Linked DNA regions of Homo sapiens: all the other regions are linked to region 1. A link is a contact called in ENCODE Hi-C or POLR2A ChIA-PET data. All regions are on one chromosome and are shown on one strand. The core of a region is the stretch at or near the end of the contact, and the rest is flanking DNA. Distances in the headings are between cores, read along the strand shown.

The links. Hi-C counts contacts between places; a loop is a spot of excess contacts on that map. ChIA-PET counts read pairs that join two places held with the same protein, here RNA polymerase II (POLR2A). Pooled maps may share reads with other maps.
Region 2: a map with no recorded cell type shows a loop between it and region 1 (4-fold over the local background). The contact joins the enhancer-like site here to the promoter of LINC01476 in region 1. A Hi-C loop is called at or near these places in 2 of 168 maps with a recorded cell type or tissue (K562 and OCI-LY7), 9 of 37 single-sample maps with no recorded cell type and 13 of 50 pooled maps. POLR2A ChIA-PET finds 5 or more read pairs at or near these places in 3 of 52 experiments (HCT116, WTC11 and activated CD8-positive, alpha-beta memory T cell).
Region 3: a loop to region 1 is called in a map with no recorded cell type, with 2.5 times the contacts of the local background. The contact joins the enhancer-like site here to the promoter of LINC01476 in region 1. A Hi-C loop is called at or near these places in 2 of 168 maps with a recorded cell type or tissue (K562 and OCI-LY7), 7 of 37 single-sample maps with no recorded cell type and 9 of 50 pooled maps. POLR2A ChIA-PET finds 5 or more read pairs at or near these places in 3 of 52 experiments (CD8-positive, alpha-beta T cell, H1 and WTC11).
Region 4: a map of endothelial cell of umbilical vein shows a loop between it and region 1 (2.2-fold over the local background). The contact joins the promoter of PTRH2 here to the promoter of LINC01476 in region 1. A Hi-C loop is called at or near these places in 2 of 168 maps with a recorded cell type or tissue (Caco-2 and endothelial cell of umbilical vein), 6 of 37 single-sample maps with no recorded cell type and 11 of 50 pooled maps. POLR2A ChIA-PET finds 5 or more read pairs at or near these places in 3 of 52 experiments (HepG2, OCI-LY7 and activated naive CD4-positive, alpha-beta T cell).

The regions. Positions count from the first base shown.
Region 1 is chr17:59,525,536-59,528,163 of GRCh38, forward strand. LINC01476 (long intergenic non-protein coding RNA 1476) reads right to left here and starts at 1,322. Exons shown (of 3, transcript NR_110813.1): 1 at 945-1,322.
Region 2 is chr17:59,753,332-59,755,959 of GRCh38, forward strand. All of the region lies in intron 5 of VMP1 (vacuole membrane protein 1), which reads left to right. Among named protein-coding and RNA genes, the nearest start is that of VMP1, 47 kb to the left of the region's middle. RefSeq lists enhancers at 879-2,078, 922-1,764. Within about 2 kb of position 1,345, at least 10 of the 41 ENCODE cell types and tissues checked have a DNase peak (open chromatin) inside an H3K27ac peak, as active enhancers do; they include HCT116, where a contact is called at or near this core.
Region 3 is chr17:59,728,272-59,730,899 of GRCh38, forward strand. All of the region lies in intron 1 of VMP1 (vacuole membrane protein 1), which reads left to right. Among named protein-coding and RNA genes, the nearest start is that of VMP1, 22 kb to the left of the region's middle. Within about 2 kb of position 1,305, at least 3 of the 41 ENCODE cell types and tissues checked have a DNase peak (open chromatin) inside an H3K27ac peak, as active enhancers do.
Region 4 is chr17:59,706,121-59,708,748 of GRCh38, forward strand. PTRH2 (peptidyl-tRNA hydrolase 2) reads right to left here and starts at 1,310. Exons shown (of 2, transcript NM_016077.5): 1 at 1,251-1,310. VMP1 (vacuole membrane protein 1) reads left to right here and starts at 1,534. Exons shown (of 12, transcript NM_030938.5): 1 at 1,534-1,628. RefSeq lists enhancers at 1,124-1,779, 1,580-1,639.

The DNA of each region.
Region 1 (2,628 bases), core at 72-2,571:
GCAAGAAGTAAAATAAATAAATAATAAAACTGTTAAAGACGTCTTCAGAGAGATAAGAGAAGATACGCACTTATGAAATAATACAGAGCCCTTGGAAATTGAACATATAGCAGGAGCAAAAACTTTAATAAAGGAATTGGAAGATGAAATTGAAGACTCTTTTAGAAAGAAGAAAAAAAAGACAAGAAAGTGGAAATTGAAGAGAAAAAAAATAAGGAACCTATTGGATCACTGCAGAATGTCCAATACCTGCCTATAATGTGAAATCCTGCATGGCAAGGATTTTGTATGTTTGATCATTGCGTAGAATAGAACCAGACACACAGTAGGCCATCAATAAATAGTTCTGCAAGAAATCAATTTTCAGAGTGTAAGGATCCACTCAGAACAAGAATGGGGAAAGACTCATGCCAACACACACGATTGTGAAACTTCAGAACATCAGAGACAAAGGGATCTTCAAAGCCTCTGGAGAGGAGAAAAAACACATACTCAAGGATCAAGAGTCAGATTGGCTTTGAACTTTAGAATAGCAAAGTTGGAAACATTATATTCCAGTAAGGAGTCATCCTGCACTTTTTATACATTCTTTCAAATGTCCAGTGATACAGAGAAACCTTTTTCATTCACCCCCAGTGACAGAGCAATCTTGAATATCTTGCAAGATTACACCTTATTTGCAAGCACATATGTGAACTAAATTCTTTCAAAATATTGTCATCAAAAATGATTAGCAAAGCAAGTTAACGTCTAAAGTTTTGTGGCTTGATATTAACTCCTTGGTGCTCAATTAAAATAAAACCCATTTATTATTCAGTCTATTTTGTGTTCCTTCATTGCATGCAATTGCAACAAGTAGACATTGGAGGCAAAAAGTAAGATTACATAACACAAAATAGATTCTCAAATGTTCCTCCAACAAAGCAGAAACGAATAATGCTTACCTCTGGTCAGTATTCATGTGGTGACCAGGGTTAGTGGTACTGCCATGAGGCTCCATGTGGCTGGATTGTTGATATTTTCTGTCAACTGTCAGTGACAGAAACTCAACTCAGTCTAGTTTTAGCTCCTGGAAATGGGAAGTCCAAGGGGTGGGTCCTGCATCAGGCATAACTGGATCTAAGAGTGCAAATCATGTCATGGGATCTCTCCTTTTACCCTTCTCTTCACTGCTCTTCTGTTTTCTCTGTGTGGCTTCATTTCCAGGCAGGCCATCCCCATGTGGAAGCAAAGATGGCCAGCAAACAGCTCAGGCTTACGTTTTCCTCATGGCTAGCAATTCAACTCTTGCTTTCCCAGCATTTGCATCCATCTTTGGAAAGAATTTAGATTATGTCACTTGCTCCCTCCTTGACCAATTGTGTGATAGGGAGAATTAGGCACTGTGATTGGGCTGCCTGGTTCATAAACTGATGAGATTTGTTTTAGGGCCAGATGGTTGGTATCTGTGGGGAGAGAAAGGATACAGAAGTTGGGAATCAAGCAGGTTCTGGATTTAAACCCATGTATCTGACAGACCCACCTAAATCCCATAGAGTGGGAGGGTGATAGCTTTCAAAAGAAGAGGATCAGAAAAGACTCCTCCCCATCCTCCTCCCCTCAAGATAACAGATGATCACTTACATGAGATTTTCCCTAGGAGTCAAAATTCTTCACGCTGTAAGATACTAAATAAAATGCAATCGTTTTAAGAAGAGCATACTTGAGAAAATTATCACCTTGAAGTGATGGACGGCTTAATTAGAATTTAAAAAAAGAAAAAAACACAACCCACGGCATTATCCAAATTACTTGAGGTATAACATACAAACTCTTTGGTTTCTAGGAGATATGTAAATGATTCACTTGTATTTTTAATTTGTAAGTAAATGGTGCCAGGTTTCCAGACAGAAACTGAAGCCAAATCTTTATCCATGGAACTTCACAGTGAGAGGCACATCTTAGAGATGAATACAAATCAATAATACAAATTACCCTTATCTAAGTGCCCCAATATTGTACCTCTTGTGCTCTGGTTATCATATTCCCACAGCTCTGGGTGTTTCAAATTAGATGTGGATTCTTCCACTTTTTTTTTTTTTTTGAGACAGGTTCTCACTTTGTTGACCAGGCTGGAGTGCAGTGGCATGATTACAGCCCACTGCACCATTGGCCTCCCAGGCTCAAGCGATCCTCCCACTTCAGCCTCCAGAGCAGCTGGGACTACAAGCATGCGCCACCATGCCTGCCTAATTTTTTTGTATTTTTGGTAGAAACGGGGTTTCGCCGTGTTGCCTAGGCTGATCTCAAACTCCCGGGCTCAAGTGATCCACCCACCTCAGCCTCCCAAAGTGCTGGGATTACAGGTGTGAGCCATCACACCTGGCCTCTTATTTTTTAAACATCTCCTTTATTGTACTTTATAGCTTCAGAATTGAGCTGATCAAAATACATGCTATTCAACTTGCATAGTAAAATCTTTCCTTGTGTCTGTCAGAACCTGCCTAACTCCTTACTTCTATATCCTTCATCTCCCAACAGATACCAACCTTCCAGCCCCTAAAACAAATCTCAGCCCCAGGAGGGCACTCATGTCCGTCATTCAGAGATTTGGCACACAAAGTCATACTCATTGCTAGGCTAGCTCTG
Region 2 (2,628 bases), core at 95-2,594, 230 kb after region 1:
TTAGCCACCTTGTAATTATTTCCCACTAATAGAAATATGATTCATAATTCTGTAATTAACCAGGTTAACAAAAACAGGAACTTTGGTACTTGATTATGAGAAATGTATTCTGGACATGCTCCTTATATGCATGTACATTATGATTCATCAAGTTACAAGACAAAAAGATGATTAAAGAACCATTTGTAAACTGTATGTAACATTAAGGATTTATAAAGCCTGTTCTTAATAGCAAAGGAGTCCATGGGCTACAATTTACTCTCCTATATAATGTGATGTATGTACAATTTTTGACACTAGGTGGAGCAGTTTCCTGGCAAAAGACTTCACAAAGCCCCATATCCCTTTCAGTTAAGCCCAGCTTCTAGACAAAGAACTGTAAAGAGAAGAAAAACGATCGACAATCATTTTATAATTTAAAAACATACCCAAATATTTAGCTATAAGTAGAAGGCTGAATATATTTTACAATTTTTCTGTTTGCCATATATTTTAACCATTGGATTTTCTCATGTTTAAAGTGTTAGTTTTACTTTCTAGAAGCAGTTTGGAAGTAGAAAAGTTGGGAACTATTCAGTTACATTGTAGAATAGATCAGGTTTTATTAGAAGCTGTAACATCAAGGTGTTATCCTTTGAATGATATCTGTGAGCCATTTTGTTTCATATGACCATTTTTATAGAAAAAAAGTACTTTTTGTTATAAATTAGATACAAAGAAAATTGTGAGATACGTGCCCCTGTGTAAGATTCAGAGCCTGTTTCTGCTTTAAAGTTTGGGATTATTTCATTATTAAAATATGTGTTAAAAATTGTACATTTACCCTGAAGTACAGGTCAATTGATGACTAAAAAGAAAACAAAAAAAATTATACATTTAAAAAATCTGACATCTTAATTGCTTTTTCATATTTATGACCTCCTCTGTATATGGCACCCTAAGGAGGAAGTACTGTATAGTATTCTGCACTTTTTAAAAGCTGTTTTTTCCTTAGTATAGACATTTCTGATACTTTTTGACTCTTGGCTATTGCTAAAAGTAAATATTATTTGGAAAACTGCATTCATATGGGTTGAAATAAAATAGTGAAATAGTTTCAGTAAGTGAAATATTGTAGTAGTTAATACCATAAAGTGGAATCATTCTTTTTTTAAAAAATTGTTAGCCAGCTTCTTCCCTATCAATTCAGCTTGACTTCTGACTATTGCTTTATTGCTCATTTGTCTATCCTCCTTTTAAGACAAAAAAGAAATTACCAAAAGTTAAGGCTGTGGTGTGACTTGATACCAGATGCTTATAACTATGGCTATAAGCATGCAGTGACTCAGTGCTGTTTCAGGAAGACCAACAGACCCTTCTTAGAAAAAAATCTATTTGCCTTTTGTTTGATGAAGGCATGAAAGCTCTTCTCCCTGTCTTTCCCTAAGGAATGACTCATATATTAACTCTGCTGAGCATCACCACATCAAAAGAAGAAACCAAGGTCTTCAGGACATCAGGCTGGGTTTTTGCCAAGGAAAAGGGGTATGCACAGACTGGGTAACTTCCTGCCCTTAAGTTTATTAATGTATGCTTAAATGAAAGCCAAGAAAATTTAGTTTAGCTTAAATTTGTTGTTGAGCATACATTTTAAACAATTTATACTAGCCCCCCCCGCCCTTTTTTAACAGCTCTCATAAATATGTAGTTCATTTCTCTTGAATACTTAAGTCAACTGTATGATCAAAAGTTGCTTGGGTCTAGAGAACAAAGGTGAAACATGCCTTCTTTTTCTTTTTCTTTTTCTTTTTTTTTTAGACGGAGACTCACTCTGTCTCCCAGGCTGGAGTGCAATGGCGCGATCTTGGCTCACGGCAAACTCCATCTCCCACGTTCAAGCGATTCTCCTGCCTCACCCTCCCGAATAGTTGGGACTACAAGCATGCGCCACCACACCCGGCTAATTTTTTGTATTTTTAGTAGAGACAGGAGTTTCACAATGTTGGCCAGGCTGGTCTCGAACTCCTGACCTCAAGTGATCTGCCCGCCTCAGCCTCCCAAACTGCTGGGATTACAGGCGTGAGCCACCACACCTGGCCAAACATGCCTTTTAATATGGATTAATTCAATATAATAAAAATAGCTTCAAAGACAGTACCTTATAACTTGGAGCATGAACTAATACTATAGAGTTCATATTTCTTTTGTTTTGGCCAGCAATTTTATATTTGCACTTTTATAGTATAATCTCATATTTCTACCCTGTGACCTAGGTAACAAGCATTATTAGGCTTTTTGTTAAACAAAGGAAGAGATAGAAGTTACCAACAGTAATTTACCAACAGATTTAGAAAACTGAAATCCACATTAATGCATGCCCCGGTTACTGCTTTTTGACAGTTTGTTTCTTTGTTTTTTGTTTTGGTTTTTGGTTTTTTTTTTTTTTGAGACAGGGTCTTGCTCTGTCGCTCAGGCTGGAGTGCAGTGGCATGATCATAGCTCACTGCAACCTTGAACTCCTGGGCTCGAGTGGTCCTCCCATCTCAGCCTCCCAAGTAGCTGGGACTACAGGCATATGCCACCACACTGGGCTAATATTTTTTCTTAGTAGAGACGGAATCTCACTGTGTTGTCCGAGCTAGTCTCGAA
Region 3 (2,628 bases), core at 55-2,554, 200 kb after region 1:
ATGACCATATCATATTCTGATCAGCTAAATATAAATCTAGCATGACTCTTGGCACATACAAAGTGTTCAGTTAGTATTTGTTCAGTGAATAGGTAAACAAACCTTATACAAGCATCTTATCAAGTGACTTCATGAATTTTCTTTCTTAATAATATAACCCCCTAACTCATATATCTGACTTTGAATTCTAAATTGTCACTGAATCCGCTCATAAAATATAAAAATTTGAGCCACTTGGCCATGAGAATACTCCTAATACTCTTGGGTCTTCTATTAAATATAGAGACGCGTGGGTAGTGGCTCATGCCTGGAATCCCACCACTTTGGGAAGCTGGGGCAGGAGGATCGCTTCAGGCCAGGAGTTCGAGACCAGCCTGGGCAACATAACTAAATGAATGAATGAATAAATGAGATTATTTATTTATTTATTTATTTATAATCTATGAATATATTATTCATATGTATTCATAACATATATTTCCTATGAATATTTGGAAGTTTGGATAGTTCCTGCTGGTGACTATTCTTAAACAGCTTTATTGAAACATAATTCACATATCATATAATTCACCCATTTAAACGGTATATTCACATCTATGCAACTATCAAAACAATTTTAGAACATTATCATCACCCCAGAAAAAAACTCACAACTCATTGGCAGCTACTCCCCATTTTTCTCCAGCTCATCTGCTAATCCACTTTCTGTTATCATGGATATGCATATTCTGGAAATTTCATATAAATGGGAATCATAACAAGTAGTCTTTTGTGACTGACTTCTTTCACTTAGCATATTTTCAGACTCCATTGATGCAGTAGTATGTATTACTACTTTATTTCTTTTTATGGCTAATATTTCATTGTTTGGGTATACCATATACCGTATTTCCTATATCCATTCATCAGTTGATAAGACATTTGGGTTATAGGCTGGGCGCAGTGGCTCACGCCTGTAATCCCAGCACTTTGTGAGGCCGAGGCAGGCAGATCACAAGGTCAGGAGTACAAGACCAGCCTAACCAACATGGTGAAACCCCGTCTCTACTAAAAATACAAAAATTAGCCAGGCATGGTGGCGGGCACCTGTAATCCCAGTTACCTGGGAGGCTGAGGCAGGAGAACCACTTGAACTCGGGAGGCAGAGGTTGCAGTGAGCCAAGATCATGCCACTGCACTCCAGCCTGAGCGACAGAGACTCCATCTCAAAAAAAAAAAAAAAAAAACCTTTGGTCTGTTAACAGTGTCACTATGAACATTCCTGAATTGCTGAGTCATATGGTAACTGTATTTTACCTTTTGAGGAACTGACAGATTGTTTTCCAAAGCAGCTGAACTCTTTTGCATTCCCACCAGCAGTTCCGATTTCTCCACATCCTCACTAACACTTGTTATTATTATCTTTTTTTTGTTTCTTTTTTTTTTTTTTTTGAGACAGAGTCTTGTTCCTGTCACCCAGGCTGGAGCGCAATGGCACGATCTTGGCTCACTGCAACCTCCGCCTCGGGGGTCCAAGCGATTCTCCTGCCTCAGCCTCCCGAGTAGCTGGGATTACAGCCACCCACCACCACGCCAGGCTAATTTTTGTATTTTTAGTAGAGACGGGGTTTCACCATGTTGCGCAGGCTAGTCTTGAACTCCTGACCTCACTATCTGCCTGCCTTGGCCTCCCAAAGTGCTGGGATTACAGGCGTGAGCCACTGCGCCTGGTCTATTATCTGTCTTTTACTATAACCATCCTAACAGGTATGAGATTGTATCTCATTGTGGTTTAATTTGCATTTCCTTGATGGCTAAAGATGTTAGACATCTTTTTATGTGCTTATTAGCAATTTGTGTATCTTTGGAGAAATATCTGTGCAGCTCCTCTGTCCGTTTATTAATTGGATTATTTGCTTTTTATTACTGAGTTGTAAGAGTTTGCAGGCCCGATACACGCTTCTTATGAAATATATGTGATTTGTAAATACTTTCTCCTGTGGGTTGTATTTATTTTCACTTTCTTTTTTTTTTTGAAGCAGGGTCTCCCTTTTGCCCAGGCTGTAATGCAGTGGTACAATCATACCTCAGTGTAGCCTTTCACTCCTGAGCCCAAGCAATCCTCCCACCTCAGCCTCCTGAGCAACTAGAACTACAGGCATGGGTCATCACTCCTGGCTAATTTATTTATCTTATGTAGGATGGGATCTCACTGTGTAGTCCAGGCTGGGCTCAAACTCCTGACCTCAAGTGATCATCCTGCCTTGGTCTCCCAAAGTGCTGGGATTATAGGCATGAGCCACTGCACCCGGCCCCAGTTGTCTTTTTATAAGTGTCTGGGCAAGTTTTAATATTGTATTAAGGACTCAGCATTTATTGTATTAAGGACTCAGCATTTTAGCCTTTTATTGAAGTGATGTGCTTTTTGAGTAGAAAGTTTTGCTTTACTAACACCTGAAGAATGATACAATCACAGGCAATCTGGTTTTTATATGTTGTATTACATTAAAGTAAAAGCACTGATACCTGTAGTATGAAATGAAGCATGTTATAAATAAAGTACATTTAACTATCTTAAACATTTCAAGTTTGGTTTTTTTTTTTGCCCATATCATTTTATTCAGTAGAATTGTTTCCTAAATAAAACTG
Region 4 (2,628 bases), core at 60-2,559, 180 kb after region 1:
TTTTCTGTACACTTACGACAAGCGTATCAATAAGCCTAGTGCCTAAGACTAAGGTAAAACAAATAACCATTCTTTGTCTCATAAATAATTCTGGGCAATGACAGCAGAACAAAATAAGTACATCCTATAAAATCTTCTTCTTGGTGCCTTCTAATTCCCCTGCCTCAGTAAACCCATTTCAGTAGTGCTCTTGATCCCATTACCTCCTTCTGCACCATGCTCCACCCGTTAATCTTTTTTTAAGAGACAGGGTCTCACTATGTGGCCCCCTATGTGGCCCAGGCTGTTCTCAAACTCCTGGGCTCAAGCAATCCTCCTGTCTCAGCCTCCCAAAGTGTTGGATTACAGGCTGAGCCACCGCGCCGGGTCTGCAGTTTACAACCGAAAAAAACAAACAAACCTTTCCCAAATCTTCTCTGACCCTTAAGCCACTGCCCCACTTTCCCTGTATAACATATTCCCAGAGTCTAGTATGGTGCCTGGGGTATGTCAGTAAGGATTAATACCTCTCTAGTTAATCTCTTTGTGTGAAAAAGGGGGGAAATTTTTTCTTTCTTTTTTTTTTTTTTCTGAGACGAAGTCTCACTCTGTCGCCCAGGCTGGAGAGCAATGGAGCGATATCGGCTCACTGCAACCTCCGCCTCCCGAGTTCAAGTCATTCTCCTGCCTCAGCCTCCCGAGTAGCTGGGATTACAGGCACGCGCCACCACGCCGGCTAATTTTTGTATTTTTAGTATAGATGGGTTTTCGCCATGTTGGCCAGGATGGTCTCGAACTTCTGACCTCAGGTGATCCGCCCACATCAGCCTCCCAAAGTGCTGGGATTACAGGCGTCAGCCACCGCGCCCGGCCCCAAATTTTCGACTATATTCTTAGAAACCAATTCTTTCCACGCAGAGCTCGACAGCTCGAAACGCTGGGGATATTCATAAGTGCCCAGCTGAGGGTATGAGGCCTGCTCGCTATTTTATCAATTTCGGAGAGAGCGCATCGATACTGCCTGCCTGGAGGCTTTGCTGGGAACTAGAAATTCTGAGTCTTCCCCTCCCCAGCAGCCTGTTCCTTTCCTCCAAAGGACGGTTCGCAGAACAGGAACAGAGGGCTCAGCGGCCCCTGGGCGGAAGACAGTTTATAAAGGAGAAAATGAAGAAGGTGGGTAATGCAACGAGGTGAAAAGAAACGTTCCTACTGGCGAGAAAATGAATAATGATATTGGTCTCCTTCGCCCTGTAAGGAGCCAACCAACCTACCTACAGTACCTCCTTTCCTCACTCGCGCCTTCCCTTCTTCTGGGCAGCGAACACGTTTCTATCGCGTGAGCTACCTCTTCCGGGGTTCCTGGGTGACAAGTTCCGGATCAAGAATCACAAAGCGAGCAGTCATTCTTCCTCTTGCCACACCCACAGGGCCCGCACTAAGAGCCTAACTGAAATCCCGCGAGGATCAACCGAGCTCGCCGAAAGGAGGGAGGAACGTATCCCTTCTGGAGGCTGTCTCAGGGGGCAGAGGGACCGGACCGGAAGTGACGTGAGCGGGTTCCGGTTGTCTGGAGCCCAGCGGCGGGTGTGAGAGTCCGTAAGGAGCAGCTTCCAGGATCCTGAGATCCGGAGCAGCCGGGGTCGGAGCGGGTAGGTAAACTAACTCAGGGAATTGGGGACCGAAGCCTGAGGCTGTCCTCAGAGCTTGGCGTCTTCCGGAGCTCTCCCACTTAGGCATTGCGGATCTGGGGCACTGTGATTCCGACTTCCAGCAGTGTTTTAGGACGCTGCTGACTGGATGTCTCACCCTGGATGTCTCACGCTGGCGGTAGCCAGGTTATTTGGGACACCTTCTCATGGTTGGTCACCCGGACATTGAACCCAGACACCGGGCTGTTCGTTCTCCTCTCCGCGTACTTGGAAGCCTTGCTAGGCTTCTTTAGAGAACCTCTTAGTCCCGGGATGTCCAGGACCTTGGAGTAAGTGGAGAAGGTCTTCCCTGCTGATGACTGAGCTATTTCTCAGGATCTGTCAGTTTGGTTTTTGCTCTCCCGAACCTCTGGCGCATGATGCTAGATGTATTCGCTCCTAAACGAAATCCAGGCGTGCAAGTGCCATCTAAAGCTCTGGTGGTACAGGGTAGCCAAGGGAATGGGCCTTCGCTCCGCAGAGCCCTTGGAGAGGAACTTCTCAGATTTTTCACTGCTTTAATGAAAAAGAGTTGTCTGCCTTTCCAAACCCCTGAACCCCGACCTCTATATCTTATTACAGTGGAGGTATTTGCAGTAAAACGTGAAGGTCGACTTAATCTCTAAAATTCCAGAAACCATATGTGGCCCTGTGTCACACTGCTAGATTACTTATGACCTCCAGAAGATTTTACACAATCATCTTTTATTTACCTGCAACTCCATGTAAAAATCTAATAATACACGTAGACTGGCCACTGTTGATGTGTTTTGGCAGCATCGCTCCTTATCCTAATGTTAACGTCTTTCATTTCTACTTTGGGGCTTGTCAGAGATTTTTGTGGACAGATTACATTGATCATTTGAAGAAGCTTGTACAAGTGTTTCTGGTGTTGTCATGATAGAATTTAATATTCCAGTTGCTACTACCTAGTAATTGTATTGTCATTAGCTCTGATTTT